2 separate regions of the Mus musculus genome follow, and region 1 is linked to region 2. A link is a loop called in an ENCODE intact Hi-C map of the cell type or tissue named here. Cell type or tissue: heart. All regions are shown on one strand. Each heading gives the region's core, and the rest is flanking DNA. Links, peaks and the distances in the headings are about the cores only.

What was found. Peaks named below come from ENCODE experiments on the same cell type or tissue, not always from the same donor. Only the 100,000 strongest peaks of a DNase experiment are listed, where the experiment ranks them.
Region 1: it touches region 2 in a loop (2.0-fold over the local background); 2 of 42 quality-filtered maps call a loop at or near these places.

The regions. Positions count from the first base shown.
Region 1 is chr10:99,362,004-99,378,651 of GRCm38, forward strand. No RefSeq gene overlaps it. Among named protein-coding and RNA genes, the nearest start is that of Gm34983, 89 kb to the right of the region's middle. In heart, for the core only: no CTCF peak of the experiment used is centred there; no DNase peak of the experiment used is centred there; H3K4me3 peaks cover 225 bases.
Region 2 is chr10:99,279,662-99,296,309 of GRCm38, forward strand. No RefSeq gene overlaps it. Among named protein-coding and RNA genes, the nearest start is that of Gm34921, 17 kb to the left of the region's middle. In heart, for the core only: a CTCF peak has its summit at 6,663; DNase peaks (open chromatin) are centred at 6,260 and 7,330; H3K4me3 peaks cover 3,056 bases; H3K27ac peaks cover 5,388 bases.

The DNA of each region.
Region 1 (16,648 bases), core at 5,628-13,627, 85 kb after region 2:
AAATCTCCCTTGTTTACTCAAGATATATATTTGCTTCTCTTTCATATAAAATATGACTATATGGTGGGTTTTCAGCCATTTGGAACATGGTTGCCTTTAATTTTTTTATAAGAATTATTATTTTTTAACATAGGTGTCTCAGGTTAGCCTGGAACTTACTCTGTATTGAGGCTGGTCTTGAACTCCCAATTCTCCTGCCTCTATTATCAAGGGTATTATTATAAGGGTGTAGCATGATGCCCAGTTCTAAGTTCCCATCTTTTTGGTGAACCTTTGTACTGATAGGCAGAGCTCTAGCTCTAAGGAAAAATGAGAGGAATATGCAGGTGGGGTTCATATCCTCCCTTCAAGAAGTCTACCTCTTGTCTGCTTCTATGATGCTGGCCACTCTGGGTTTCAGGAGAGCCTGAGGTAGGACTCTAATTTGGGCAGCTGAGTATTCGGCATGCTTCAGTGCAGTGGCAACATAATAACTGACAGGGAAATTCTCCTTTGGAAAAAGAGGCGAGGCCAAGACTGTCCAGTCACTAGGCTCTGGCGGTCCCCAAATCCTGTTGGAGCAGAATTAAGGAAGACCTCTGGTCCCAGGAGAGGAGAGACTCTCCTGGTCAGCATCTGGAAGCTGTTGGTGTTACCTTCAAGGAGGAGCTGTCTCCTTGCATTAGCAGTTCTGGTTACATCGAAAACAGGTCCTGGGCAAGTGCCTGCTTTCTCAGCCTCTTTTGGGCAGGTGGAAGATTTGGGTTCCAGGGGTTGCCTTAGGGCTTGACTGGACACAGGCTTGGCTTGTGGATTCAGTTCTTGCCCCAAATTAATAATGTATTAAAATAAATGTGGTATATTTGTTTCTGGTTAGTGCCTCTGAGTATATAAGGCAATGGCAGTCTGCCTCCCTCTCTCTCTCTCTCTCTCTCTCTCTCTCTCTCTCTCTCTCTCTCTCTCTCTCTCTCTCTCTCTCTCTCTCGTTTTTAGGCTTTGATTTTCCCTTCCTGATCCGTGATCCTTGAGCTGGGCTTGCTATTCTGCCTCACTGTGTTAGCTTTCTTATTAAAGATCAGTCGACTGGGCTGCTTAGACAGTGGGGATTTATTTCCATTCCGTCCTTCTTTTCTTTTCTTTTCTTTTCTTTTCTTTTCTTTTCTTTTCTTTTCTTTTCTTTTCTTTTCTTTTCTTTTCTTTTCTCTTCTCTTCTCTTCTCTTCTCTTCTCTTCTCTTCTCTTCTCTTCTCTTCTTTTCTTTTCTTTTCTCTTCTTTTCTCTTCTTTTCTCTTCTTTTCTTTTTTTTTTTTTAGACACTTAAGATTAAGGTGCCTGCAGATTTTCTCCTGAGCCCTTGCTTCTTGGCTTGTAGAAACCAATCTCTTCCTGTGGGTTCAAATTGTCTTCACTCTGTTTGCCTGTGACTTGGTTCCTTCTCCTTTAACACCAGTCATATTGGATGAAGGTCTATACTGCGGCCCCATTTGAATTTAATGCATCTTTTAAAAATAGGAATTCCAAATCCAGTCCCTTCCTGAGATACAGAGGTTGTAGCATCGTGTTAGCTACCCTTCTCAGTGCCATGGTGAAACACCTAGCAAAAGCAACCTAAGGAAGGAAGAGTTTATTTTAGGAAGGAGGGGCTTGTAGTTTGAATGCATGATGTATGACTATAGATATCATGACGGCAGGAGTGCAAGGGAGTTGGTCCCATTGCGTCTGCATTTGGAAAAAAGAATGGGATGTCTTACCCACTTTCTCTTATGACACAGCCCAGGACCTGAGTCCACAGGACAGCATCACACAGAAGCCCTGTTGGTATGACTCCTAGAACTCTCCATCCTACCACATTGACAACCAACAGTATTTATCACAGGTATGGTCATGAATGAGGATGGGCACAGTTCAACCCACGAAACTACCCTTCTGATATGCATAGAACAGGCTTGGATAGGACCATCTCACAGAAATGGCTTTATCCAAGCCCGTTCTCTGTATAAATCGTTAAGACAGAAGCTAGAAGTGGAATTTTTCCCTTGCTAAGTCTATGGATTCTCTCTATAAAGAGCTCAGTGTGAGAACAGGGAAAAATGAGCAGTTTTTTTTTTTCCATCCTTAAAAGTCTCCAGATGTAATACACTGCTCCAAGAACGTGGGCTGCAAACCCTGGGCAGATTGTGTCCACTGCCATTTCTGAATGTTCTTAGCTATACCTGTAGCTTCTCTTTCACAAGTCTTTACTAAGAAGGGCAAGAGCCAACCTTCTCTATTGTTGTAACATGTGACCTAGGTACAAAGGCTAGCTCAGTGTGGGGAAGTATAGCAGGAGCTAGTTTGAGTATAAAGCATAGGGCTCCAGATGGCTGGCTGGCTGTTGGTTGTGTATGGTTGCCACTTGACGCCCCACTCAGATGCTAGTGCTACGCTTTAAGGGGGATAGGACTAACCGTTTCTTAATTTAGGAGTCTTCTTTCTGCCTCCGTGGAAAGCCCAGCTGCTGGCAAGCCAGAGCTGACATGGTGGGCCTCCGCTCCTTGTATTTGAGGTGCAGATGCTTCTAACCTTCTCCTGTACCATTTTGTGGATGTGCCTTTTATTGCTGTGTCCCCTGTTAGCGTTGCAGGTATCACTTTCCTATTCCAAGGATCTGGGTGAATAAAAGTATCTTAGTTAGGATTTCCATGGCTCTGACGCAAAGCAACTGTGACCAAAGCAACTCTTATAAAGGACGTTTAATTGGGACTGGCTTATAGGTTCAGAGGTTCAGGCCAATGAAATCATAGAAGGAAGGATGGCAGTGTCCAGGCAGACAGACATGACACTGTAGGAGCTGAGAGTTCTACATCTTGTTCTGAAGGCAGACAAGAGAAGACTGACTCCCATGTGGTTTGGAGGATCTCTTGCCCACCCCCACACTTCCTTTTGAGAGGCCAAGCCTACTCCATCTTGGAACTGGCCCCCATCTTTAAAAAAAAAAAAAGGTGTAAGAACTTGACCCACAGCTAAACCCAAGCTATACCCAAGTACCAGGAAGAACCCCACGGCTTGTCCTTGGCCTGAGTTACTCCATAGCTACTTCCTAGCAACAGTAAATCAGAGATTAGTCTGGTTGTTTCAGATGTGCTTTCGGGCCGTTTGTGATTGTATACAGTCTTGCTTCAGAGCACCCACCTGTCGGCTTACAGTAGTTATTCTATTAGATAACTGCCAGACTGGCTACCCTCTCACTTAACTTCTGTTCCCTACGAAACCTTGTCCTGCTGAGGGTTCCAGGCTGCTCCACCTTCCTCCTGTGTCAGGGTTGGTGGGGAGCTGAAGCTGGAGCTTAAATTAAGAGACGCTAATGTGATTACATCGGAATCGGCTCTTTGGTGGTCTTTTGGGGGTTCTTGAACGTTTCCTGGCACAACCCTTTAATAAGGCCACACCTATTCCAAAAAGGCCACACCTCCTAATAGTGCCACTACCTGAGCCAAGCATAATCAGTCCACCACAAAAAGGAATAAGGAAGGGGTCATTTTCCTTTAAAACGATATCAAATTATACTCATATTCTATAATTGCTTTTAATTGGGAAGGATTCAGGGTTACAGGAGTATATTTGGGCTGGGTAATTCTATTATTATTGTTGTTGTTTTGTTTGTTTGTTTGTTTGTTTTTTAGACAGGGTTTCTCTATATAGCCCTGGCTGTCCTGGAACTCACTCTGTAGGCCAGCCTGGCCTCAAACTCACAAATCCACTTGCCTCTGCCTCCCAAGTGCTGGGATTAAAGGCATGTGCCTCCACTGTCTGGCTTGGGTAATTCTTGAGACATCATTTTAGATAATAATGATAAAATAAGGGGGACTAAATTCAAGAAGACAATGGAACTCTCTCCTACAAATAGGAACATCTGTTCCTACGTCCTGTCCGAAACCCTTCCCACTTGCTTCAGCTACAGAAGAGTAGCTATTGGTGTTCCTAGAAACAGTGAGATGGCCAATCCTGGGCCAGCTTGACTACAGTGACTAATGCCCAGGGAACTGGTAAAGTACAATTCTGGGTGTGTCTATGAGAGTGTTTCCAGAGATTTTCTTATGGGGGAATGTGGAAAATTGATGTCGAATAATACAAACATACAAACTTGATTCCTCTTGAACAGACGTGTTTTCTGTTTCTGCTTCCACCTATTACCCACACACAGATCCCACACGCCACCTTCCCCAGGCATTGAATAAAGACTCACACCAGCAACTCTCTGGAGATCTAGACCTTCAGCCTCAGACGTGTTTGTATTATTTGGTCCCTTTGTTCTGAGGCTGCCAACTTCTTGGGCTGCATGGTTCTTTAGAGCCTAGCTTAAACTGTGGGTTGGCATTCCATATGGGCTCATGCAACTCTGAGTATGCCAGGAAGGGGGGCGGTCATAAAAATTGGCAATGGTAAATGTTTTCTGAATGTACAGCAACCAAAAATTCATTCAGAATTAAACAGGTAACGTGTCTTCAGTACTTGCCTGTGTTACATGGCTTATTGAAGTCTTAGTTCTCAATGTACAACGTGCGTACTTTACATTATACGCATATACCATTATCCTATACAGTGCAATAAATGTCGCCTGAGATACAATGGCTCAGAGTCCAATCTATTGTGTTATGAATTTCTGGGTTTTTATTGTGCATACAAAGTTCTCTGCTGTTATAGAAACATAATCACTTATTTATATAAAACAAAGACTTAGCATTCCTGTGCCACAGCTCCTTAGCATGTAAGTACCAAATTATACATCTTTGTATTGCATTAGAATCCTAAATTTAAAAATTTGCTGTCTGAGTTGCTGACTTGAGCCCAGTTTAAAAAAAAAAATCACTAAGTAATCTATGGTTGAGGATTAGAACAGAAATTTCAACAGCTTCTCAAATGGCTCTAAACATATTTCTTCCCTCTTGTACTTGTGTGTGTATGTGTGTGTGTGTGTATGTGTGTGTGTGTGCCTATAGCAGCTTTCTTAGCAGTCCTGATTATAAACTTAACATTTCAATCAGCAAATATGCATCCAAGATTTAATTCTTTATGCAAAAGTAAGTTTATCCACATGAGAATTTGCTTTTATCTTTAATACATACATGGCAAATGTATATGCATCCCAAGTAAATGCTTTAAAGCAAATTTATTATCAGTACATATTTGATTTATATACCTATTTCATATACCTATATACCTGAAGTTATGTAAAATATTTTTAGGCAAGATGGGATACATGTGGAAAAAGTTTAAGAAGTTGTATCCTGGAAGAAGAGAACTGTTAGAATGTGTGTGTTTATGTACCTATGCATATATGTATATGTGTGTGATATCTATATATGCATATATATGTGATATACATATATGTCTATATATGTGATGTGTATATATATGTGTGTGTGTGTAAGAAGCTGTATTCTGGAAGAAGAAAATAGTTAGAATGTGTGTGTTTATGTACTTATGTATAGATGTATATGCCTGTGATATCTATATATGCGTATATATATGATATATGCATATATATATGATATATGTATATATGTCTAGATATGTGTGTGATATATATATATGTATCTGTGTGTGTAAGAAGCTGTATTCTGGAAGAACAGAACATTAGAATGTGCATGTTTATGTACTTATGCATATATGTATATATGTGTGTGATATCTATATATGTGTATATATATGTGTGATATATGTATATATGTCTAGATATGTGTGATATATGTGTATGTGTGTGTCTGTGTCTATGTCTGTATATCTGTGTCTATTATAAAAGGGAATTTAGATAGGCTTACATGATAGGACTTGAGTAATCCACCAGTATTTTTCTGTACTTGGAGCAGCAGAGAAACCAGAAATTTCCCAGGCTAGGAAACTCAGCATTCCCAGTGCAGCACTGACAGCCTGCAAGGTTGCTGGTGTGGAATTCGTGTTGCTAGGCAGAAGAGGCTGGAGTGTGATGTCAGCAGAGGCTCTCAGCAGAAGTAAGAGACACACTCAGAACGAGCGAGCGCTCTCCCCAGCAGGACACAGTGATGCTTTCTCACGTTTGTTTTGCATGCTGGCTGCTGATGGGGAAGAGCTACTTACCCGGAGAATGGGTCCTCCCCATCCTCAGGCTCTGACTCACCTGTCAATCTCTGAAAATGTCCCCCAAGGCACACAGATGTGTCTCGTCAGCTCTACACATCTTTTTCTCCAATCAAGGTGACAACTTAAAGCAGCCATCACAAGACATTGTGGGTCGATGTAGCCTCTGATTCTCCTATAAGCCAATCTAATGGGTCTCATAACTGTGCACACGTCCTGTCAGTTCTTTCCCTCCGGAGAGCTCTGGCATACGAATCGTACAAACAGTCAGAGTCTGAAACAGTCCTTAACTTTCTTGATCTCAGTTTGCTTTCAGTGCTATATAATACGGTCTATTTGGTAAGCTTTTTTAAAATTACAGCAAAATCAATTCTCAATGTGTAGTTAATAACTGAGAGATAAATATCAGCCATTAATTATTTGAAGTATAGAATGGGCTCTGTTATGATAAGAACTTCATCATCATTTTCTCATTTAGCTTTTACAAGAATCCTAAAAATGGGTCTTAGAATATCACTACAGAAGAACCTAAAAATACTAGACATGTGTCCCCCACCTCTCCCCTCCCCTTTCCTCCCCTCCCATCTCCCTTCCTCCCCTGCCCCCAATTCCCCTTCTTCCCTTCCTTCCTTCTTTTCTTTTTTTCTTTTTTTGGAGAAAGGATATCACTTTGCAGCTCTGACTGGCCTGGTACTCACTAGGAAGAGCAGAGATCCACCTGCCTCTGCCTTTTGTGTTCTGGGATTAAAGTTGTGCATGTACCTAGCTTAGGTTAGCTTACAATTCACTAGGTAGCCAGACTGCCTTTGAATGATTCTTGATCCTCAATAAATGGCAGGAGATGTGTCCCTTTAGATCGATAGTCTCTGGAAATAGGGGACTTTCTTTTCTCTAAAAAACTAATGACTTTCCCCCAGAAGAATAGATTTTTCTCCCCATTCCCCACCATGATCCAGACCTAAATTTTTCTTTATTAGTAGATATTAGTTCTTCATTTTATAATGATCTATGGGAAGCTGAGGCTTTTGAGCATGTATGACTAGAGAAATTTACAGCAAGAGAAGTGTAACTCGATGCTTGCAAACCAATTATACCACCTTGTGCTTTTAAAACAGAAAATAAAACTTTAATTTTAGAAAGAAATGAGGTAAATGGTTATCTCCATTTTTTTTGAGGTGTAAATGGTTTTGTAAAACAGATGTAGTTGGGTATGAACCAGCTTCCGGTGTTACAGATTTTGACTGTTATCACCCCTTCAAGACTAACCAAACAAACATTCCTTTAAGCAGGAAAGAGAGACAGAACTTTGTCCTCTGCAACCAGGGTAGAGATACCCATGACTTACTCACACCAAGAGGCGATATATAGTTCATGTAAAACCCATTCCCCTCAGAGCAAGGGGGACAGAATGCAGCAGGGGTTCAGCTGTCACAGAACAGGATGCTATAGACGTGAGGGTGGGTATCATGTTCAGAAGGGAGAAAATTTCATGGGAGAAGAGGGCAAAGGTAAGATAAGAGTCAAGACTTAAAGATGCTCAAGATTTATAAGACGGACAGTAAGGAGACAAGGGAGGAGTATTTAGGGGTTGGGGAGGGGAGCTAATTGAGGGAGAAAGCCCAGGCTGCTTGGTACCACTAGCTGCATAGTTGCCTGCAATCTCGTGTGTACTCAGAGATGTGTTGGCTTCCCCTATAGACATGGCACTATTTTTCCTCTGCAGAATTTCTGTTTGTGTTTTCAGTCTAGCCTCAGAAACCATCCCTGACTAGAGGCAGACCTGTTGAGAATGAGCACTGATATTTTCTTCCTTCACTAAGAGATCTGGGACTGACCTACTAGGAGCTGGATCCAGGACATGCACAGTCTTAGTGGAGTGAATTTGGGCATCAGAGCTGGTCTGCATTCCTGGAGCTTGCTGCCTTCATGGTGGAGTTGATGAAGCTGAGCTTTAGTGAGATCCTTGGAAGTCTGACGGTCATCGGGGGTCATGGCAATATCCTTCTAGAGCAAATCTAAGTCAGCCGGAAGTACTCAAAATCAATGCCATAATTAGCTTTAATCCTTTGAAGCTAACATTAATGGTGGGATCATCTGCTATAAACATTTTACTGTCAGCAGGATAGGAATCATAAATAAAGCCACACTGGAGGGGACAGCAACGAATAAAGTGACATATGCTTGTGGAAGGAAGATGAAAACAGAGAGTTCTTTAAAACACAGTTTTGTCCTTCTCCCACCCACCCTGCATTTCTTCCTATGGGATGGAGCCTAGGTCTGAGACTTCATCCATATTCTTCATAAATATTAATTTTGCAAGGGATAATTAGAATCTGAGTTTTTCTTGAACTGTTGGGAAGAATGTCATTCACTAAATTTGATGTGAAATAGGAAGGCTTTTAACTCCCATTCGGTGCTATTTGTTAAGTATCAGTTTTGTCTCAGCTCCAAACTTTGTCTCTGTAACTCCTTCCATGGATGTTTTGTTCCCAATTCTAAGAAGGGGCAACAAAAGGATGGACCATCTAGAGACTGCCACACCTGGAGATCCATCCCATAATCAGCCTCCAAATGCAGACACCATCGCATACACCAGCAAGATTTTGCTGAAAGGACACTGATATAGCTGTCTCTTGTGATAAAGCTATCCCGGTGCCTGGCAAACACTGAAGTGGATGCTCACAGTCAGCTATTGGATGGAACACAGGGCCCCCAATGGAGGAGCTAGAGAAAGTGCCCAAGAGCTAAAGGTCTGCAGCCCTATAGGTGGAACAACAATATGAACTACCCAGTACCCCCTAGAGCTCGTGTCTTTAACTACATATGTAGCAGAAGATGGCCTAGTTGGCCATCATTGGGAAGAGAGGCCCCTTGGTCTTGCAAACTTTATATGCCCCAGTACAGGAGAACGCCAGGGCCAAGAAGTGGAAGTGGGTGGGTAGGGGAGGGGGGGAGAGTATGGGGGACTTTTGGGATAGCATTTGAAATGTAAATGAGGAAAATACCTAATTAAAAAAAAGTATCAGTTTCGAAAACTCATGGGCAGTTAAAAGGAGAAAAATCTGATCAATAGAAATAATATCTTTCAACTTATTTTCTTTTATAAATGAGAAAACTGAAATTCAAATAAATTTCATAGGATTTATCCACATTCATGTAGTAAGGAAAGGGGCATATCTGGAAACAGGGTTAAAATTTCTGACTCTGTATCTCTGAGTAGGTATGCCTGGGTGCATTTGTGTACGTGTGTATCTGTGTATGAGTGTGTGTTTGTCTGTGTATTTGTGTGTGAGTAGCTGTGTGTGTCTGTGTGAGTGAGTCTATGTGTGTATATTTGTGTGTCTGTGTGAGCAGATGTTTCTGTGTGTGAGAGTGTACATGTGTATATTTGTGTGTCTGTATGAGTGAGTGTGTGTGTGTGTGTGAGTGGGTATTTATGTGTGCGTATCTGTGTATAAGTGAGTGTATGTGTTGTGTCTGTGTGTCTGTGTGTGAGTATGTGTGTATGAGTTTGTTGCATCAGAAAGTCAAGACTTTTTTCCTTCCCAAGAATTTTTATAATCGACAGTGCCTTGCTTAATGTAGCAGGTTTCCTCAGCCATCCTGTGGAGCTGTTCAAGGGGAATACTTTTGTTTATATTGATTTTAAACAAGCGATTGAGGCTCATCTTTGATGGGTCTATATTTTAGTGTCTGTCTCCCCCTCCCCCATCTCTTGTTCATGTAGGAACTAGAAATTGCGGTGTAGTCTCTTGTTTTGGGGAAAACTGTCTTTGCTTTGTAGTGTAAAAGTTTCCCCTCCAGGTGTGCAGTTAGGGAAGAGAACCAACTATTAATGAAAACCAGGAGATTAAGATAAACTTTTCTAAGTTAATGAACGATCAAGCACTTCAGGAGCAAACATTCTGGATTCTCCGAATCCAGAGAATTTGTGTAGAGAATCTGAAGCTGAGACAAGTAAGTAACAAATTCTTTCAAACAGGTTGGAAAAGATTTCTTAAGACTTTACAAGATGGCGTCTGGTAAACACATTCTTGGCAGGAAGTAGAATTGTTATTCTTTGGCCCTAGAAATAGTTTCTCAAAGTCAATCGGGGTGTTATCACTTCATCCAGCCTGGTGTTTCACAAGCTATGAACGCTCTTCTTCAGGCTAGTCTAGGCTTGTTCAGGGTGCTCTCCCCCTGACTTTTGAATTTTTAAAAGCATGATGCTAAGTGCTGTCTGCATCCCAACATAGCTGCACTCCATCTCTTCTAGGTCAGCATATTAAGATCTTTACAGATGTAGCTTGGCCCCAGTATCACGCAGTGACTCAGGTTTCTGTTACACCAACAAGAAGGTTTGTGCTTCTGCCTCGATTTATGCTGCCAGGGTCTTTGCTCATTGCGCAGTATTCGTAAATACTGCACCAAGTTTCAGATTCTGAGTTTGGCTATCGTAATGGCATTGAGGTCACTCCCCACTTCAGTTCTGTGACACAGACATTGCTAGTGTCCCTCTATAGACATACTCCCATCATGCTTCATGTTCTGAGCTTTTGCTAGACACCTGGCTTTCCAGGACAACACTGCATATCTCAATCTCCCTTGTAACTAATACGGCTGAGTGACTAAATTTGGCTAATGGGCTGTAACTTAAAGCCTGAGTGAGTGTTATGGGTTGTACACCTGTCCTTCTCAACTGGATGGGCTTGCCTGTACCCTAGGGTGGGAGACATATTTTGAGGATTACATTACTGTCCTATCAACTCCTTGTATACAGAAATGAAAAAGAAGTCATTTCTGTTTGATTATAGATTCTGTGCTTCTAGTCTGTTTGTTATGTCCCTGAGACTTATCCTAATTCATACAGCTTGCTAGGATGTTCAAGACCATTTCACATTGTTCATAACCAAGTGAAGAGGAGACATTTGTCACAATTGTCAGGAAGTCCTTATTTTTGTTTTGTTTTGTTTTGGTTTTTGAAGACAGGGTAGCCCTGTGTAGCCCTGGCTGTCCTGGAACTCACTCTGGAGACCAGGCTGGCCTTACACTCAGAGATGAGCCTTCCTCTGCCTCCCAAATGCTGGGATGAGTTTTCATTTGAAAGTGAGCAAGGAGGAATAAATGGGAGGATATGGAGGGAGGAGAGGGAAGCACATAATGAGGTGAGTACATTATAATCTCAAGTAATCTTTCAGTTTTAAGTTCTTCCTCTGTCTGAACACAATTCACTTTTCCCCCATGATTTCCACTGTGTAGCAATTCTTCCTTCTGTATGATGTAAGTCCTTTGTACTGTCATTCAGACGTATTTTATGTCCCTCTCACTGAGCAAAGGCAGCAGAAGGGCTCTACCTATGTCTAAGGCCTTTTCTGTTTTAGGAACAGATATGCCCTTTGTCATTTTTACTTCATTTGGACTAATCATCTGCATTCTGCTGCTTTCAGGTGCTTAGCCTTCCACCTTCGCCGTTACCTTATGTCTTCAGGGGTTTTAATTTGTGGAATGAAGTCTGAGGCACTGTCAATGGATACAAGGCATTACCATCTAGGGGCCTAGCATTGTGTATAGTGCATCATCTAACTTCATCTGCATCAGGATTCTGCAGGCAAAAGACTATTATTAGCTCCATTATACAGCAGAGGAAACAGACTCTTGCGGGAGATTATGCACTGCACTAAAGAATAAGATGAGAGAGCCTCTAAGCCCGCTCCTTAGGAGTGGGTTGTTTATATGTTAATATTTATAAAGCCTATCAGATTTGGGGTACTTTTTCAACACGTTAAGACACATGCTCCTGATATAATCTCTAAGGCTTGTAGGAGTTGCCTGTATCTGACAGATTCATTCTTGGATTCAAGTGGAGATGGTAACTTCGTAATTACAAGGGTGGCATATTAAGATTAAAAAGCCCCTAAAGGGGATGTATCAGTTATATTACATAAACAGGACATCCTGCACTCTCGCTCAGTTATCTCTTTATATGAGTTGGTACCTGTGGTTGGGGACAAAATTTCTCAAGATAGCATCAAAGAGCCCTTGTGGAAATGGAGTAGGCTCTTCGGTGATTTTGATGTCAATATTGAAAATTAAGTCCGAAGATGCCAGGTGGTGGCGGCAGCATACACCGTTACTCCTAGCATTTGGGAGGCAGAGGCAGGCAGATCTCTGTGAATTCAAGGCCAGCTGGTCCACAGAGTGAGTTCCTGGACAATCAAGGCTATACAGAGAAACCCTGTCTCATCCAAAAACTAACTAACCAACCAACCAACCAGCCAGCCAGCCAGCCAGCCAACCAACCAACCAATCAACCAACAAACCACCATGGCCAACAGTAAAAGGTGTGCGCATGTTCAGCTCTCCTGAGATATCAAGTGCCTACAGGTATGTAAGAGTTTCCTAAGCACAGTGCAGTAAGGGCTCAAGTGGGTCTTCAATAATGAATGTTGTATTTATTAGCCTATTTTTTTTCTGCTCAGTAGCACCAAATTACGTTTAAGAGGAAATTCTTTCTCCAGAATATTTTTCTCACAGTCTCCTCTTACAGACTGGGGGATGGATAATCACGAGGTAATCCCAGTTTCAGGAATTCTTTGGCCCTATTATACTGCAGACATTACATCAAGGGCCTTAGATAGGTCATATAAGCCTTCGATCCCCATCTCCTTATCTGGAGAATGAAAGCATTAGTTCTTTATGATTGCATCTTCTCTCCTTATCCACTTTCCCTGCTCCAAGTGGGAACAGGAAGAACATTCGGAAGGATGCTTGTGCAATAGCCCCGTTTGCTTTAGGACAAGTAATTACCCATGATGGAAAACATATGAAAGTACCTTGTATGGTTGTTAGCTGCCAACTCTCATCTACACACCCTTCTCCATCCATTCCCACATCTTTTGCTAAACACCAAAGCAATGGTTATAAATTACGTGATGTTCCTTCTTGCTTTACCACATAAGTATTTCATTCTAATAACTGCTCTAGGCTATCAAAGCCTGCCTTTCTGTCTTCTTATTGGAAACTGGTTGTTTTCCTTCCCTGGCCAAATCCTACGTGATGGAGCCTTTTTTTTTTTTTTTTTGGCAAATGGCAGTTATTGGGATTTGAAGACATATGGACTACAAACTGCCAGCTCATGTTTTAAATCAGGTCCCCCTGATGAGTTCCGTCCCTTTAGCCGTTCATGCCACAGGTGAAGTCATGTGGATGCTTTCTGTGGCCTCCTATTAATATCCCAAGGCCTGAGGCTCTGAGCAGCAGGATGTCTGTTCTCCAGCTGTTTTTTCAACAGGAAGAGGGGATCAAATAAACAATGCACACACAGTAGTTCACTCGAAACCGCAGGTAATCTGCAGCTGCAGCAAGAACAATTCAGCTTTGCCAAACAGGTTCACAAAGAGGCTGCATATTACAGAAGCAATGCAGAAATAGTCTCAGGGTAGTTGATGGTCTCTTTCCATCAGACTGCAGCCAACCTATAAACCCAGGATTGGACACATGAGAGCTAACTTTTGTTCATTTAAAAAAAATGTAATTATATTTGTGTGTGTGTACATGCCAAAAACCCAGAGATCACACTTAGGTTGTGTGTGTGTGTGTGTGTGTGTGTGTGTGTGTGTGTGTGTGTGCATGTGTACACATGTATATACTTAAGCTAGAGTCCTAGGGATCAAATTCAGGTTACCAACCATGACAGCAAATGCCTTTACATACTGAACCTTCATGCTGGCCTGTCTTTCAAGTGATTTTTAAAATGAAGTTTAAAAGTTTTCTCTGTCATGGAAAAGGAGTAATTTTGATGTAGACATGCAAAATAGTAGTATACTATCCTAGTTATAAGTAAGATTTGAATTTAAAATTTCCAACATTTCCAAATTGTCATACCCTTCGAAATAGGAGCAAACCATATGTAACATTAATGTGAAGCTCTTGCTAGCAAACACTGCCTCCCCGCCCCACACACTTGAGAATAGAGTATCATCAATTCAATATGTAAAAAACTGTGCCATGTGACAGACATATTTCTTGGTGATACAGAGCATAAGGGTAGATATGCAAGCTTCATGTGAAACATTTATTGGTTTATTGAAGGGACCAGAATGATGGATTCCCGGGTAAGTTCTAGGCTGGTAAGTAAATTTAGAGTCCGAAGCTCAGTCTTGTGCTTGGTGCACTCTTGATGCCTAACCTTTATGTGATACCATGTAGGGCCAAAAATGCACTGCTAGTTCATTGGCAAGAACCCGACTGTAATCCTTGGTCTCTATGACAGTACTTCTTAAAGAAGTATCAGAATACCTCTTAGTCATAACTCAGATCTAAATCCTGAACTGCCGAAATTCTATTAATGAATCATAAAAGGCCTCCTTCCCCCGCCCCCTGTGAACAAGGTGGGCATTTATTCATCTCAGCGATGCAGTCATTATCGTAGGGCCAAGTATGACTTAGAATAAGCTGGAAATTGGGTGAAACCAACCATCCAGCACCAGGGGCTTGAACAGTCATCGATGTTGTCAGTGAGTGTTCCTGGTAGTGAAAAGGCCTTCCCAAGCCAGTCAATCCTGTTTCTGTTTTTGACTGTAACCATGGAGACGCCCAGGCGCTTTTGCTATATTTAGTTAATTCATTGTGTTTAGAGACTGTTTCCAACCTCCTGGCGCTGTTTTTCTTATTATTTCTTTTTCTGTACTCCCCATGAACTAAGTAAAATATCAGCCTGAGGATTATCATCTGAGAAGCTGAACGGGTGTGTGAGTTTGACACAGAGGTTAAGGTTAAGGTTAAGAGGTTAATGCATTTGTACATCATGGGCCTCAATTCTGGGACTATTTTGAATAACCAAGATTTATTCTATCGATTTGAATTCATTAAGAAATCCAAGAGGGCTGACGATGTAGGTCACTGGTCGGGTGCTTGCCGAGTGTGAAGAAAGCCTTGGAATTAATCCCGGACACCATCCAAAACTGTCAACAAGGTTCAAATACGGCACATGTCCCCTCTGTTATAGTGTGAGAGCACAGGTTAGAGCTGCTAAGCATCAGGGTGAGAAGTGTTGTCCCTCTGGAGTCTGTCAACAAATATCAGTGGATAAGCCAGGGTATCAGAGATTATTCATTCCTAATTCTGCATGGATCATTCATTATATGAAAGAGGAGAAGGCTGAGTTCCTATCCTGGGAGGCACAAAGAGGAAACACCAAGACAAAAGTGAAATGTGATAAATGAATGTGAGCAAGAGCTGTCTGCCACGAATTCCCTTCTCTTCTTTGGGTTTCTTCTCTTTTTAAAAATAATTTATTTTATTCTATGTGTTGTATGAGTGTTTGACTTGCAAGTATATATTCGCACCATGTGCTTGCCTGCTGACCAAGGAGGTCAGAAGAGGCCATTCTTTGGAACTACGAGCTGCCATGTGGTTCTGGGAATTGAACTTTCGTCCTCTAAGATGAGCAGTAGGTGCCCTTAACCACTGAGCCATCTCTCCAACCCCTCTAATTTCCCTGATGGGGAAATAATCTCTCCTCTACTCATTAGCAGCTAAGCAAGGCAGGCACTGTTGGAGACACATTTCTTCATTTACGTTGAGTCTGCCCTCTCTGTGTAGTTACAACTCTGGGGAATTTTGCAGAGAGCCAAATGGAGTCACCGAGTCTCTGACATACTCTTGGAACTGACCTAAGTAAATGTTTTCATAGCACTGAACTGAACGTGGCAAGAACAATTCTTGCCCCTCGTCCCAAAACACATACTCTTGTTGAACTAAGACCTTCAATTGAGCATGCTCAGAAATGTACACTTTAACTTGAATGTGATAAGTACTTTGCCTACCTCTGCTTTCCTATGTGAGTGTGTTTTCTTCCCAGTCAAAATCTCCCTATGTTCTTCCTTGGTTAAGAATGCTACTTAGGAAATAATCTCGGTGATTTCCTCTCCTGAGGCAAGTATTCTTTACTCTCCTAATTGTGCTTTCTTGGATTGGTACCCACCAAGAGTAGACCCCCACCACAGTACATACTGAATACGCAGGTGGGACAGTGATTTCTTCTAACTGATTCCCACTGGAGTAGCTGAAAGACGTGATTCTCCTTTCACCCTAGTGTGGTCATAGGCTAATCAGAAGACCTAAAATTGGCCAAGGAAACTTACTTCTAGGTCTAGAAGATGGAGGTAGAAGGAAAAATTTTGAGGCATACATGGCTCAAGAGAGACACATATAACCATGATGCTTTGGGATATAAAACAGTTGGTATCGTTCTGTCATTTGGCGTCAGTTGCCTTGGACTTCAGCCATTTCTAGGACTACAAGCTAATGCTGGACTTTTCATAGCCTTGCAGTAAGTTCTCTTGCATTATGCTGAGTTATGAATGAGTCTGTTTCTAATGCTTATAGGTAGGGATCTTGAAATAGTATCACAGTCAGGAATGGGAGATAGAGCTGAGGAAATACTGTAGCTGGAAGAGGGCACTACTACCTGCTCCATGGCTTCCAGGACAAGAATAATTTCATAGGTCAGGAAGCTGGGGAAAGGGCATAGTAGGTTAAGGAAATAGCATATGTGCATGCATGGAGGTTAGAGCAGTTAGGGCTTGGTG
Region 2 (16,648 bases), core at 3,078-11,077:
ACTGTTTACTAAATACTTCCTGCTTGACAGCCCTCAACGTGCAGGTCCGCATGGGCTGCTCTCTGAGACATGGAAGAACTGAAGCCAGGTTCCGCTTCGCCATCACAGGAAAGGCATCCAAGAACTAACCCCCCGCCCCCTCCCGCCCCCCCCCCCACACACACACAGCGGACAGAAGATTGCATCACTCCTGAATAGAACACGCACCCATAGAAATAGGCGCTACCCCGTGAGAGATGTGTTTAATCTGGAGACCGCCAAGAGACCTTAGAGGGTTTTGAAAGCTCGACACAAACTTTAAGTACCTTTTGGTTGTATTAAATCTGGAGAATTCTCCCAGAGTTTTTACTTTACCCGCCCTTTAGGGCAAGCGCCTTACCTACAGAGCCATCTCTGAGACCTGGACTAACCTTGCATTTGGCGCTGTCCGGTTTCAGAACTGTGAGTTTTTATTGCAGGTTATTCCTACCGGGGGCTGTTCTCTTGCTCTTCCAAGGGTCCATGGGGGAAAAATGGGTGCTTGAGCCTGCTGCTTCAGACATTCATCTTTGTTCCTCTAGATTCGTTCTTTAACTTTTTCTCCCTTGGAAACATTTCATCTGATGAGGTTGGATGCTCGTGACCTGGTATTGATTCTTAACTTTGCCTTCAGCCTAAGGACCCGGCCAGATGAAGGTGGATTGTCTGGTGTGGCAGGATCCATAATCATACCAGAAACAGAGCTCATACAGGAAACAAAGCAGAAGGATTCCTTAGGATGCTCAAACTATGGAGAGAAAGCAGCCTGGTGTTTTATCTCACAGTGAATTAACAAAACAAAACAAAACAAAAACAACAAACAAACAAACAACCACCCCTCCCAAACCCACAAATAAATAAAAGCAAACAGAACAAGACACAAAAAGCACTGTACATCAATTAATCACCTTTGACCCCCAGACTGGCAGGAAGGGAGGAGGGTTTTCAAGCCTCAGGCTAGATAAACAGGTGGGTTGTGAGAAAGAATTTTCCTTTAAAATTTTTTTTGGAGCCTCTTCCGTGTTTTAAAAAAATTAATCAAGTGGAACACCAGTAAATCTTAGCGCTCTGGACGCCGAGGCAGGAGGATCTCTGTGAGTTCGAGGCCAGCCTGGTCTTCAAAGCAAGTTCCAGCCAGAGCTACATAGTGAGATCTTGTCTCAGAACAAACAAATAAACAAGCAAAACAATAAGGCAAAACAAAATTACCCCAGCTATTGGATGGCTTGAAAAAAAATCTGCACTCAGCTGGTACTGTCTGATGCTAAACTCAATTTCTCCAAGCCTCAGTATTTTCAACTGTAAAATAGGACATGATAACAGATATATTATAAGTACTGTAATTAATCCATCGTTAGAAGGGTGCCTGGAGCCTAGCAAATGCTTAGGGAGTATTTATAGACCCCAAAGGCAAGTAGGGACACAGCGTGTGTTCATAAAGTGCATGCGTAAAGCTGGGTCGTGCACTTTGTATACTCAGTAGGTATTGTAAAGTGAAGTCTTGAAAAAGGATCTGAGCCTCTGTAAGTCATCAGGTAGGTGATGGGCGGGTGTTGGGATACTGGTAAGTCTTAGGTAACTGTTGGCCTGGGAGACCATGGAAATGAATGGACGCTTGATTAATAGACTAAATTACTCAAGGACTCTGAGAAAGTCTTTGGGAATCTGACTTGCTTCTTGCACTTGGAATTGCAGACCATTTAGAGAAGAGAGAGCTTAAGTGTCTTTACCCAACCCCTCGATCATGCTAATTTTCAGTCTGCTTACTGTTTCTTTGATTTCTAGTCTTCTTTAAAGCTTGCCTTTCTATCTATCTATCTATCTATCTATCTATCTATCTATCTATCTATCTATCTATCTATCTATCTATCTATCGTCTATCTATTTATTTTAAAGAAATGTTTTGTCTGGCTGTCCTAGAACTCACGTTATGACCACAGCTGGCCTTGAACTCTCAGAGATTCACATGCCTCTCTCCTGTTGGGATTAAAGGTGTTTGCCACCACTAGCCAACTCAGTTTTGTTGTTGTCATCTTGTTCTGTTTTGTTTATTTCAGATGTAGGAATATTGGATCTTTAATTTTTCAGTTTTCCTTTTTCTGTGTTCTGCATGGGAAGCTCTAGATGTCCCTTTCATCCGTGTGAGATGCTGTTCTGCCGAGTGGGATAGACTCGGGAGGAACTGGCTCGTTTTTCTTTCAACTAGACACCAGATAGGGTCACCTTGGAAGAAGGGATCCTCATAATAATTTTTAAAAGCTACCATAGGATGGATCAGTATGCATGTCTGTGGGGCGTGTTCTTGACTGATACTTGATGTGGGAGATCCCAACTCCTGGTGGGTGGTTCCATCTCTGGGCAGGTAGTCCTGTGGTATTTAAAAAAGCAGGTTGAGCGAGCCAATAAGCATCACTCCTTCATAGCTTCTGCTTTGATTCCCGTCTCAAGTCCCTGCCCTGACTTCCTTCTGTGATGGATTGTGATGTGGAAGTATAAGTAAAATAAACTCTTTTTGCCCCAACTTGCTTTGGGCCATGGTACTTCAGCAGCAGCAATGGAAACACAGAGCAAAGCAGGGACTCCTCTGGCATTATCATTCAGCTCAGTATATCTTCTTATTTCTCTGACAATTTTTTTCTAGGTCTTATGCAATATTACCAGTATTTGGAAGTAGATCCTATATACATTTCATCATTGATTTCCAATTTACCTTTCTTGTGGTTTATGCATATGCTCTGTGTAATTTTGACATTTTAAAATAGAATTATTTTGTGGCTTAGCCATATCTTGATGGCCAGGTCTTGGGCTTTCAAAAAAAAAAATACGTTCTGTAATATATGGTACAGTGGTCTATAAATAAATATCCATATATTCCTGGTGGGTGTTAGAGTTCATGCCATTTTTCTATTTATTGTTTGATAATTTCATACTCAAATATGTGTTTTCCATATTCCATTTCCACACTCTATTCCTTCCAGTTCCTCCCACATCCCCACCCAGTCCACCTAGTACTGCCAGGATGTACACCAGCATAGGACCACAGGAAACTAGGTGGTATATGGAGAAAACTGTCTCTCCCCTGGCAGCCATCAGTTGCCAATGGCTCCTCAGTTAGGGGAAATCATACTTCATGAGCCTTCTACTGCTCATGCTAGAATTTTGGCTGGCTTGCTTTTATGGAGGTCTTTTGCATCTCACTGTGAGTTCACGTATTATACGTGGACCCTATTGTGTCTGAGAAACGCTGTTTCGCAGCAGCTGTTCCTTACCTCTGGCTCCTACAATCTTCAAGCATCTCTTCCATGATAATCTCTGAGCCTTGTATATATATGTATATGTATATATATACGTATATATATACGTATATATACGTGTATATATATACATATATATGTATATATATACACACACACACACACACACACTAGATTTTAATAGTCTGCCTATTATGCAGGGTAGCAGGGTAGTCTCAAACTCACAGCAATCCTTTTGGTTCAGTTCCCCAAGTGCTAAGGTGATGATGGGTGTGGGCAACTCTACCCAAATTCTATCCTCACTCTCAAAACTAACAAGGATATGTATATATTTCTACGCAACTATGATTATATTCACAAATCCCTCTGGTTACCTTCTTTTAGATGGACGCACACACACTGGGCCTTCTTATTCCTTCTCAGCCAGAAGAGTTAGCACAAATTACAAATGCTGAGGTTCTCGCCATTCACAAAAGATCATATGATGCTATATCAAGGATGCCAGATCAAACTCACCAATACTGCCACTATATTAAGGTATAGCAACACCAAGAATTGCACCCTGCCCCCCCTAACTCTCCCTTCTTACTCTCATGATAGAAGATGTCAAAGATGTAATGGAGAAATCAAAGATTGCATTTATGGATGCATGAGATCTGTGCATTTGCTCGACAGTGTTTTAATCCCAGATCTCTGTTTCCTTCCACCCTGTGCCACAAGAAAATAACACGTTAAACTGCTCACACCACTCTGGGTCTAATGGGCTAAACTGAGGAGCAACTTTACAGAAGCTAATGTCCCAGGTAAGGTGCCCAGGAGTGGGGTGGTAGGAGACAGAATAATTGTCCTTGCAGGGCCTGCCTTCTGCATTTCAAGGGCTACACATGCTATCTCTTTTGTTTCCCCAGTGTCAGCCCTGAACTTAGGGCAATGATGCTATGATCCTTCTGTCTTCTCAGGGGAAAGCTTAAGCTCTCAGGCGACAAGACCACTCTGAAGCAAGCTTTGCAGTCTCTAACTAGGCAGTGGGTGCAGGGCAGGAGGAGAAATAGAAGAGGCAGCTCTCTGTCCTCCACGGGACAAATGCCTTTGTGAGCCTTGGGGAACCTGTTGCTGTGTTGGCCAATCAAGACTCAAGACTGTCCTAAGCTGGCCTTGCTTTTGGCAACAGTAGGGCCTATGTTTGTTTCCAGAAATCACGGTGGCGATCACAAAGAGGCTGTGTTCACATGTAATCTGGCTTGACAGAAATTAATTTTTAATAAGAGACTCCATTCATTCGGTCACATCATTGCCCTTTGGGGCCTGTGTCAGGGTCAACCATCCAGAGCTGGCTGCTGTGCTCTTGGCTATAGCCTGGGGCGTGTTTGCGCTCTTGCGCATGCGCGCACTAATGTGCATGCCAGTAGAGGGGGTTGGGGGTTGAGGAGCGTAGACTGGTCATAGTCAGCTTACAAGTCGAGACCAGGTATTAGTCTAATCAGAAGCTGAAGGAGGCAGGAAGCCCACTTATTTCTTTGTTCTCCACACCCCCGCAAGACACTGTGTCTAGTGCCTTGTTTGGTGGCTACCTTCTTCACAGACTCAAGGTCTCATGGACCTCGGGACAAGCCTTTCACTATGGTGGTGTTAAGGAACGCTTACTTGGCACTGTTATTTAATGGCAATACTCAAAAGGTACAGCATCATCAGCTCCATTGCAAACAGCTGGGAGTTAAGGGCCGCCCTCATCCCTGTACCAAATCATCTCGCCTCCTTATTTCTGCTCCTCCTCACTGTTACACGGAGGCGAAGCAGCTCCCCTATCTGTCCCACCTCTCCATGGAGTTACTTGAAATAACGGTACTCCATAGGCCTTGAGTCATGAGCAAATTCTCTCCATGCCATTCACCTAATCCCCTCGAGGTGCTCGTCTTTGACTTGTTATCAGTAATGATGTGGGGGTGGGGTGGGGTGGGGGTGGGTGCTTACCCCATTTTCAGATCTGGGGCCTTCTGTGTCTTTTTTCTTTTGGTAGTTGCTTCCATCTTCCTGTCCCCTCCTGCCGCACCCCCAGGAAATGCACTTTTCTTTCTTTCTTTTTGGTTCTGCTAAAAGACAGAAGCTCGAGCGAGGCTCTGCCTTCTCAGTGTGGGCGGCGCTGCCTTTCTCAGAACCGCACACTTATCCTCCAGCCGCCTCCAAAGGCTTTATCAGGAGACATGGTGACTTCTCTCCTAAATTACACAGATAGGTTTAAAAATAGGGTTCAGGGTTTCCTTGTCAGGAGAGCTGTCAGCCGGCCCACTTTTGACACCCTTTCTCCCTCCCTTTGTTGGTACACGTCAAAGCATTTTTATTTTTATTTGAGAAGTGTTCTGCTTAAGTTTTCTGGAGCCTTTAAATTACCAGAAACGTTAGTGGGGGTGGGGGTGGGGGTGGGGGTCTGGAGAGGGATGGGGGGTGCTTAAAATGATTCTTCTTCCTGACTTAAAATCTTGAGCAATTTGATTTTCTGTGCCTTCCTGTCTTTGCATGCACATTGTCAGCATGAAAATGAATTGTAGAAATCTATTTTGGTGGAGGCAAGAGCCCTGATGTACAGAGCTCTGCTTTGTGTCAAGGCAGGGATACGTTTTTAGGGCATAAAGTGGATTTGGTATGACTAACTGTGCATAGTGAAAATGGCAGAGGCCGTGAAAGATGAACTGAACAAGAGAAGAAAACCACACAACAACATACCCTGTAAGTAGAAACAAATTAGCCATAGTAATAGCAACTAGACCCCACCACACATGCTCGTAGTGGCACAGAGAATGGCCTGCCTCTTGGTAGAAGTTCTTTTGTTAATTCTTTCCCTCCAGAAAACAGAATTTGGGGCAACATCTTGTTCTTTGTGTGGGGGAATGTAAAACCCTCCTTCCCCCGCCCCCTGTAACCTTTTGCTTTCTCCATTCCTTTCCTCTTATCTGTGCTTTTCCGTTCCTCCCTTATATGGCCATGGCCGGCTGCCCTCGGAAGTCCAGGAATTTGAATGTTATGTGAAAGGGTAATGCTAATTGGGCCCAGTAACATTCATGTCGCCTGGGAGATGTATGGGGGTCACCAAGTGAGAGACCAGCGAGTATCCACATCTGCTGTGAGGCTTTTCATTGCTTTCTCTCCAAACACCAGTCTTAGCTAATGGCCCCAAGCCCTGCTGGCCCGTTCCCCTACCCGGGGCCAACTGTTGCCTTAATGATCAGGGCAAAGATTTCCTTAATATTTCAGCACTGGAAAAAAAAAAGAGAGGTGTGCATTTATAATCTCATGTATTGCACCCAGAAGAAGGTGCGAGAGAGAAGGGCAGGTATTATTATATCATGTCCACTTTGCAACCGAAGAACTGGAGGCTTTAGTTCCTAGTTATTGCTCGTGATGGCGCTCATTAAAGGCAGAATCCGCTTCCCCTCTCCCAGCCACAGGCTCCTTGGCGCCCTGTTTGGGTGGATTTCCTTAAACAAAATACTTCCTGACTTTTGGACATCAGGCCCCATTTGTGGATCCCAGTGAGAGATAATTTTGTCGTCTGAAAGCTCATTCAGATTTATGTCTCATATTAAGTAGGCTTTCCTTATCTCAATCTAAGTGACTTCATACTTTATAAAGTATGTTGGCTTCATTAGTGGGTATTTGTACTGACCTAGTTTTGAGTAGGGAGAAGTGAGCAAAATAGAACAAAATTTTCACAGCGCTCCATTCCTGCGGAGGAGATCTAGAATAAGCGGGAAGTTACAATATGCATGGAAATGAAAAGCGAGAAGAGAGGGGTTACCCTAGATTAAGAGATGTGGAGGTCCCCTTATCCTATTCAAAGTGAATAGGATAAGGGGATAGGTAGGGTGGGTGGGTGGGGTCAAAGCTGCTTTCAGGAAGGGTGCCCCGGGGTAGGGGAATGCATAGCAGATTAGAAGAAATGACTTAGGGTAGCCTGGCCAGAGCCACGGAGGAGGGAAGGCGGGTGAGCAGGGGAGGTGTTGGAGAGGCAGAAGCACGGTGAGAATTTTGGCTTTAATCCAGAGGGAGATAAGATTCGCTCGGAGGGCATTGAGCGTGGGATGCTGGTGTCAAAAGGAACGGCCAGACAAATGTCTGTATCCCGCTGAGCTACGGCCCAGTTTTGACCTCGTTCGTTCCTCACCAGGGGCGGATACCTAACTTGCGTGGCCCACTTTGAAAATAGAATCCAGCGCCTCTTGTTCAAACAGCGGGAAAGAAGACACGGTTAAAAGGCAGGGAACATACGGCGCTTCCTTTCTCTCCCCAGCCTCACCTTCAACCTGCAACGGTGGTTTCAATTTGCCATTTCCCGGAGATCTAAGTAAAGAAGACCTTAGCATGGATTTTACTGTTCATCTTTGCATAGACTCAAGGCCAGTTTTCAATGCAAATATAAGTGGGGACATTTTGATAGACACGTTTCCTGTGTGCATTTTGTTTGTACCTGGAGAGTAGAAACGCTATTTAAAAAAAAAAAAAAAAAGGGCACAGCCCATTCCCCCACCCCCGGAAATGCAAACTCCTACTAACCTTGTACCTTTTATGTGACGATAAGTAAGGAGGACCTAGAAGGAAGAGAAATTATTGGTTGTATGTTCTTCATCTATTTTCCCCCCTAGGTCATTTGGGGAGGGGGGTCATCTGTTGATAATAACAAGGAAGCATTTGGACTAACATAGGATCTGATAGGACAAACAGCAAGCGCCTGCTATTGCTGAAAGAGTTCTGCGGAATGGAAGATGTTCTCTCTCTCTCTCTCTCTCTCTCTCTCTCTCTCTCTCTCTCTCTCTCTCTCTCTTTTTCGAAACAGGGTTTCTCTGTATAGCTCTGGCTGTCCAGGAACTGGAACTCACTCTGTAGACCAGGCTGGCCTCGAACTCAGAAATCTGCCTGCTTCTGTCTCCCAAGTGCTGGGATTAAAGGCGTGTCCCACCACGCCCGGCTAGATGCAGTCTCTTGATGTAGTCACTACTCCTGCCTAGCCAACAGATGAAACGTGACTCGGGACTCTGGCCTCCAGTCTATCCTAGATGTACAGGATTTCTGTGCTTCTAGGACAAGACAGGGCAATGCCCTCGGGAAGGCGGTGGTCGCACAAGGTGGGCGTGCAGAGGCTGAGGACTTCCCGTGCTCCTGCATGTGGCTCCTTATCTCGGTGGACTTGGAAAGACAAAATATGAGGTTACCAAGAATTCTGGATCGATGACATCAAACTGTGGGAGCCATGTTTGCCTCGTCTGTGGTCAGCACAAGCTGCACACCCACACAGCTGACCCCGTTCAACCCGCGTTCTTGGGAGAATTAGCATGGCCATTGTGGCAGATGTTAGAGGGCTGAATGGATAAAATAAATAAACCTACTGCCTTGGGCACATCCTGAAACCTTGGTTACAATTTGCACTGCCAGCAAAGAGGGGTTTTAGACTCTGGTTAAGAAACTGGTACTTGCTTTGAATGGGGGTGGGTTTTTTTTTTTTTTTTTCCTTTTCCTTTTTACTTAATTGGAGATTCATGAGGATCACTGTGCGATAGCTCACAGGTTCTGCCTCTGCTGGGCTGTCTCAGAACCAGAATCCTAGAGGGTGAAGAAGAGACTGCATGCTTTAGAGGACTAGATCAGGTCGGGAGTGGATGAAGAAAGGAGCAGATAAGACAGTAGAGTTGCCATGTTGAGACCTAATTCCTGTGGAGGACTAAGAAACACCATTGGGCTCCAGAAAATGAATGTCAAAATCATATCATGGAAAATTTGATTGGAGCCCATTTCAATGTTAGCACTGTTGGCAAGGATACGGTTAAAGAGGCTATGCTACTAACATCAGGGAATAATTAAGGCCCAGTAATAGAGACATCATTGGGTATGAGCTTAAAAAATTTACTTAATTCTTACAGAAAGTGAGGGAAGGTTGATGACATAAAGATGATGTTCACATATGATGTGTGTGTGTACATGTGTGTACGTGTGTGTCCATACTTCCCCTTGGAGAAAGAAGAAAGAGTAGGATTATTTTAGGGAAGGATAAAATGTCAAGAAAAGACAAGCTTTCTGAATTTGGAGAAAATGAGAAATTTGAGCTGCTTTTTTCAGACCAAAGACTAATGTCAGGAATGAGACATTCGAAAGCAGCTCATTGCCTGACATTTGTTTGTCAGGCATTTATGGCTAAGGTTATAGGAATGGAGGTGTCACCTAGAAGTAGTTAAAAATGCAGAGAATTTCCACGGGGGCCGAGTGTCTGTGGGAGAAGGACCTCTCTGTCGCCTGGAGCAAATCTGAGATGCCCAGAAAGAAGGCTGTATTGATGCATTTCTGCCTTGATCCCCATGCTTAAGAAGGGCTTGTCCTGACTTCTCTCAAGATGGATGGATGGGCTGGGGGCCTACAAGACCAACCTCTCCCCTCATAGGAATTCTCTAATTTCTTTTGAGATCACAACCCAGATACCCGGAGTCTAATCTCCCCAGGCCTCATTCCGGCCCTCGCCCTCTTCCTCTTCCTCCATACAGAAGATTACAGCACCAGGCAGGTGGGATTGCCAAGGGCCAACTGGTTTTCCTTGGACCAGTGGGATGATCAGGCTGGAATGTGTCCAACCCTTAAGGCTGCCTGTTGTGTGGGTTGGGCCTGGGGGAGGAAGTAGGGAGGAAGGAAGAAGGAAGGGTTATCCCCATGTCTTCAGGATTCAGTGCAAAACTCCAATGACCTTGTTACTAAGAAGACATAGTTGTTAGAGTGGTCACTTCTTATGTAACTTTCCTTTATTTATTCATTTGCTATATGGGCCTACGTTTTATTCTGCCATGGACCTGCCCCCAAGTGAATTCCTTCTTAAGGTGAAAGGCTTAGGCAATGGGTGATGAGATTCTCAGATAGAGGTTGCATGACTACTGTTATTGTCTTTAGCAGTTATGTAGGAGACCCTTAAGGCCTAGGAGAGTGAGGAATCCTTTTGCTTAAATGCCATCTTAATTGCTTCTCATTTTGTGAACGGGCGTAGTTGTTTTTAGCACAAGAATAAAAATACCTTAGTGTTTTCAACATTATTTGTCCCTTTGTCCATCAGGATGGACAGACCAGAATTACTGGTTAAGCCGAGTGTCTTATTTCCTTCAGAGGTCTGGAAGGCATTCTTTTTCTGGGGAGCTGGGACTTGAGTTCCACCGTGAATTGGGTAGGAAGACAATGCTGGTCTAAAAACCTGTTTTTGTTTTTTGTTTTTTTTTCCTACTTAGCTTTGAGCCTGAACCTTTTATTTTCCTTAAGGCTTAAAATTAGGAATGTTAAAAACAGGGAAGCAGGAACAACCTGGGTAGGGCTGAGAGAGCCCAGGACCCACAATGTTGAATTGAGCGGAGTTCGAGGTCTTTTCTGTCCGTTCACTCTGCCAACAGAGACAGGTTCCATGAGTCCAAGACAGAGGCAATTTCAGATTTCCTTTGTAATAGTGAGCAAGACACACGATGCATGGGCAGGATTAGCAGGCACAGCTGAAGTTCTAGCCAAACACACGGACATGCTTTTTGAAGAGCTCCTCAGGTGCAAGCGTGCACTGTGCATCACTGTATCCTCAGTAGATTTTCGCATAACTATCATTCTCATTGTATAGGAGCTAAGCATCCCAGACGCCTACCTGAGATCTGTATGGCCGGTTGGTTGCTGAGACAGGCCTAAAAAGAGTCCTCACTGATGATAAAGCATATATATATGATTTATTTATTTATTTATTTTGTGTATATAAGAATACTGTAGCTGTCTTCAGACACACCAAAGGAGGGCATCAGATCTCATTACAGATGGTTGTAAGCTACCATGTGGTTGCTGCGATTTGAACTCAGGACCTACAGAAGGGCAGTCAGTGCTCTTAGCCTCTGAGCTATCTTTCCAGCCCAAAGCTTATATTTTTGATCATGATGCTGCAGTGACCATACTTCCAATATTCCCTGATATGATATGGGGAAAGCTATTTAATTATTTGTTTCTTCATGAATTTTGGCACTGGGTCTGAAGGTAGGGCCTTGAACTTGGTATACACATACCCTCACCGCCACGCTTCATCCTTACTTAATAAACTTGAGATAGCTAGTTCAATTAGTTCCTAGAAAACCAACATTTAGGGAAGTTACTTGGTCTGACCACTTCAATTAACTGGTTCTGAACGAGAATAACGAGAAGAGCCACGTGATGCATCTCAAATCACACAGCCGGATAATGGCAAAACTCGAATCTAATCATGAGAGTGTTGCATGGGCACGTCCCCTGCTCTATTCAGAAGGACTAGTCTAGAAATGCCGTGCGAGTAATGTTTATCAGAGAGGAGGAAATCTTTTCTTTCAGCTTCAAACTTGGAATGGGGTTGCCCTGCAACCTGTTTTGTGGATTCTGAATGCATTCAGAAGAAAACACACTGCTTGCAGTCTGGCCTTGCCATGTCATACTATGAACAAATGCAGGTGATGGTTTGCTTTGAGACACCAAATGTGTGTTCTCTCTCTCTCTCTCTCCCTCTCTCTCTCTCTCTCTCTCTGTGTGTGTGTGTGTGTGTTGTGCACACGTATGTGCCTGTGTGCAGTCGTGCAGAGACCAACAGCATGGAGGATGTTGAATGCCTTCCTTTACTGCTCTGCACCTTAATATCTTCAGACAGAGGAGTTGTTTTTGTTAGGGTAACCAGGCAGCAAGCTCTGGAAGTCTATCTGCCCCTGCCCCCTCAGTGTTGGAATTCCTCCCAGCATACACGAAAGACAAGCTCTACTTTTTTTCTTGGGTGCTATGAATTTGAACCCAGGCCTTTTAGCTTGCTCTTGCTGACCGGGCCATCTTCTCAACTCCTTTGGGTTTTGTCCTATCAAAAGCCTCTTCCTTCTCTAAGGGTAGCTGGGAATGGTGAAAGTAACCCTGTGTTCAAGTTGCTAATCTATAATTGGTTTTCTGGTTGGAACACTTGGTTCGTCTTTTTCTGTCTAGTTGAAACTATATGAGCACGGTGGGAGTGGTAGCTTTATGTGTGTAGTCCCAACATTGTGGAGGCTGAGGCAGACAGATGCTGAGTTCAAGGTCAGTGTTGGTTACACAGTGAGACCTCATTGCAAAAATAACAAATCAACAACAATAAATTACAAAGCTAGATTTAATTAATTTAGAAGAAAAATCACATTATTTATTTTACTTTAAAACACTTTTAAAAAAAGGATTTAAAACAGGAAATTGAAAAAAAAGAGAAGGGAATATTTATCTACTGTATGGGTTCAGATGCTGTTTCTGTTAGCTTGGGCAGATTATTTTAAGAAATTAGTTGCCTGAATAGTAATTGTTCATTTGTTCATGGTCACAATAGTCAATGGTCCATTCTGGCTCAACTGACTCTGTCATCACGTCTCCTTATCAGTTCCCATGCACAGTGGCCAGAGTGGAGACATTGTTGGTAGTTTGCAGATAGCTGTGGCCATCCCTTCCATCTTGTACAAAAGTCTTCTGTCATTGTGATGTTGCTGTTTCTGTGTACAGCAGAAGAGATTATTTCCTGTTATCATTTGTTGATGTTTGTTATGAGACCATATCCCAGTATCTTGCCTAGACTGGTCTTGAACTTTTAACCCTTTTATGTCTCTGTGTCAGCTTTCTGAGTAGCTATGATGAGATGCATAAGACCATGTTGGGCTTCTCTCTTCTCTCTCTCTCTCTTACCCTTGTGCTTTGATTTAGTTGATATTTTTTTTCCAGTGCGGATGTAAATACTGCTTTTATTTACTTAGATGAAGGGACGGCACGAGAGCCATCCCTAAGCTATACAAATACACAGCGTGGACTGAGCCAGAGTGCTTCTTTTTCTCATCTATCTATCCCTAGGCTTAGACCTAGGCCTGGAAGCTGCTAGCCTCCATACAATGTAGTTTTCGAAGCTGGTTGTTTCAATCTAGCTTCCCTCAATTTCTGCCTGAATTACTCTGCTTGGCCTTATACTAACTTTGGCAATATATTTTAATCTTTGGATCATTCTCTGGTTCATTCTGTCTTTACCTATGTCTAACTTGTTCTCTTTCTGCCTGTTGTCTTTGTAAAACTGTCCTGGTAAAACTGCCATGTATATGCACCCCACCCCACCACCACCCCCTCTCTTCTTCTGCTCTTAAGTAACCTCTCTTTCCTGGGCCGTTCTCCTGTGAGTTGGGCGTATCCTATCTCCGACTCATTCTGTCAAATCTTTATCTGATTCATCACTTTGTCTACCCCCCAATTAGATGTCACTTTCAAACATGGCTGCTGCCTCCTATAAACTAACCTTACCTTCATTGTTAGGGATAGAAAGTGTGTACTAAGGGTGTGTCCAGCCAGGTCATATTGTAATTCAGGGCATGTCTGCATTCCAGCAGAGTCATGTAGACCTAGAAGATCTTTCCCTTGCCAGAGCAGCCATGTTGGTAGATTAAAATTCCTTAACAGTGGGACATTAGCAAACAGGATACCGTAGCCTTTTGAATTTGCACAATGGAACTTGTTCTTTGGCTGCTATGAAACCAGAGGTCACCTGAGGAAGACACTTCACTTGGCCTCAAAGAGAATAGAATGGGAACCCTGTGCTGTGTTCCAGCTGAGACTGGAGATGTGAATGAGGCCATCTTAGTTCCACAGCTGTGTCAACTTGATCCAGATCCAAAGAACTAAGCAACATTGGTGCCACAAGCTACTTCATATTCATCTTTGCCAGCTTGTTTAAACTATTACATGTATGGCCTGCTTGTTAAGTCACACAGGACAACCATTTTAACAATTATTTTTGTGTTTATGTGCTTTAGGAATTTGAATGATCTGATTTTTTTTTTCCAGACAGGGTTTCTCTATATAACTCCGCTGTCCTGAAAGTTGCTCAGTAGACCAAGTTGATCTCAAACTTATGAAGATTTGTTTGCCTCTGCCTCCCGAGTGCTGGAGTTAAAGACACAAAATGGTGTTCTAGATTATTTTATGAAGCAGTGTGGTTCATGGTTTATGAATTTTTCTTGCCAATGGGGATGCTTCATTGACAAGGAAAGTTAGTCAATGGGAGGGAAGGGAATGGTCTGGTTGCATGGATCCATAGAAGTGTCCTCATGTCCCTCTTACAGCAAGAGGACCTGCAAAAGTCCAATGGCACCTTTAAGGCTCCCAAACGGATGAAGGTCAAACTGATACGTGAAAGTAATCGAGTTCAGAATGAGAGAATTAAAAGTCAAGATGAAAGCGTTTTGTATTTTCCTCTTGAGAAATGTCTTTGTGAACTGACACCAGAGAAATCACTTCAATTTCCTTCCTGGGATGATGAGTGGTTTACAGTGTTGGGTTGAATTAAGTCAGTGTCTTCAAAAAAGAAAAAGAAAAAACCCACCTCTATTGTACTTACAGCAGACCATTCTTATGGGCTCAAGAAACATCGTCATTACATCGTTGTCTGTAGATGGAGATCATAGTCAAGTCAGGAATTATTCATTTATTCTAGACTCCTAGCTAATGATCTCCCGAGAGCAACCTCTTGATATGAGTTTTCAGAGTTTCAGAGACCTTGAACCAGGTCTGCCTAAGCCCTTCAGGAATGATTTCTACAACCATAGTGCCCCATCATGTCATCGAAACATAAAACTATTAACAAATCGTTACCTTCTACTTCATCTACAATACCACCATGCTGGAGGCATTTTATTTATTTTATTTTATTATTTTTTTATTTTAAGATCTATTTTATTTTTGACATAACAATAAACATGTATGATCATGAATCCAACCTGTATTAAATTAGTAGCTATGGCAAGACAGGAAAATATGTTTTCTTTTTTTATATGGAAAAGAGGCTCGCAAAGGTACAAGTGCCCATGAGAGTCCTGCTGGAACCTGAGTGGATCACTGGCAACATACTTTCCTATCCTAGCTCCCATTCCTTTGGGTTTCCCCTCTTTGGTTTTTTGTTTTTGTTTTTGTTTTTTTTCATTTGATTTTTTATTAGATATTTTCTTCATTTACATTTCAAATGCTATCCCAAAAGTCCCCTATACCCTTCCCACCCCCTGCCCTGCTCCCCTACCCACTCACTCCCACTTTTTGGCCCTGGCTTTCCCCTGTACTGGGGCATATAAAGTTTGCTAGACCAAGGGGCCTCTCTTCCCAATGATGGCCAACTAGGCCATCTTCTGCTACATATGCAGCTAGAGACATGAGTTCTGGGGTTACTGATTAGTTCATATTGTTGTTCCACCTATAGGGTTGCAGACCCCTTCAGCTCTTGGGTACTTTCTCTAGCTCCTACCTTGGGGGCCCTGTGTTCCATCCTATAGATGACTGTGAGCATCCGCTTCTGTATTTGTCAGGCACTGGCAAAGCCTCACAGGAGACAGCTATATCAGGGTCCTTTCAGCAAAATCTTGCTGGCATATGCAATAGTGTCTGTGTTTGGTGGCTGATTATGGGATGGACCCCCGGGTTGGGCAGTCTCTGCATGGTCCATCCTTTTGTCTTAGCTCCAAACTTTGTCTCTGCAACTCCTTCCCTGGATATTTTATTCCCTATTCTAGAGAGGAATGAAGTATCCACAAGTTGGTCTCCTTATCTTGCTTGGGTAGTCTAGGTTTCTGGGCTAATATCCACTTATCAGTGAGTGCATATCAAGTGACTTCTTTTGTGATTGGGTTACTTCACTCAGGATGATATCCTCCAGATCCATCCATTTGCCCAAGAATTTCATAAATTCATTATTTTTAATAGCTGAGTAGTACTCCATTGTGTAAATGTACCACATTTTCTGTATCTATTCCTCTGTTGAGGGACATCTGGGTTCTTTCCAGCTTCGGTCCATAAATAAGGCTGCTATGAACGTAGGGGAGCATGTGTCCTTATTACCTGTTGGAACATCTTCTGAGTATATGCCCAGGAGAGGTATTGCTGGATCTACCAGTAGTACTATGTCCAGTTTTCTGAGGAACCGCCAGACTGATTTCCAGAGTAGTTGTACAAGCTTGCAATCCCACCAACAATGGAGGAGTCTTCCTCTTTCACTGGAGGCATTTTAAAGACTTAATGTACTCAAAATATAAGCAGGCACAGTGTATTTGGTGTATTTGGGAATTAGAGATCTGAAGGACTGGCCAGTTTTCAGATGAGGTAACAAGCCAATAAATTTGCTACCCTGTGGACAGTTGAAGCAGTGAAAAAGCAAAGACTGTTGTTATAGGTGGGAGAAACGGAAAAAAATACCTCGGAACTGAGTGAATGGAAGGAAAGGATATGAGTTCCTGGGCTTGGGGGAAAAACTTTAGAAGGGAGTGGAGAGTATTAAGAGAAGGAGGAGGCTGCCGATCAATTGCCATTTGGGCTATTCTTGACTTAAGGAGTGG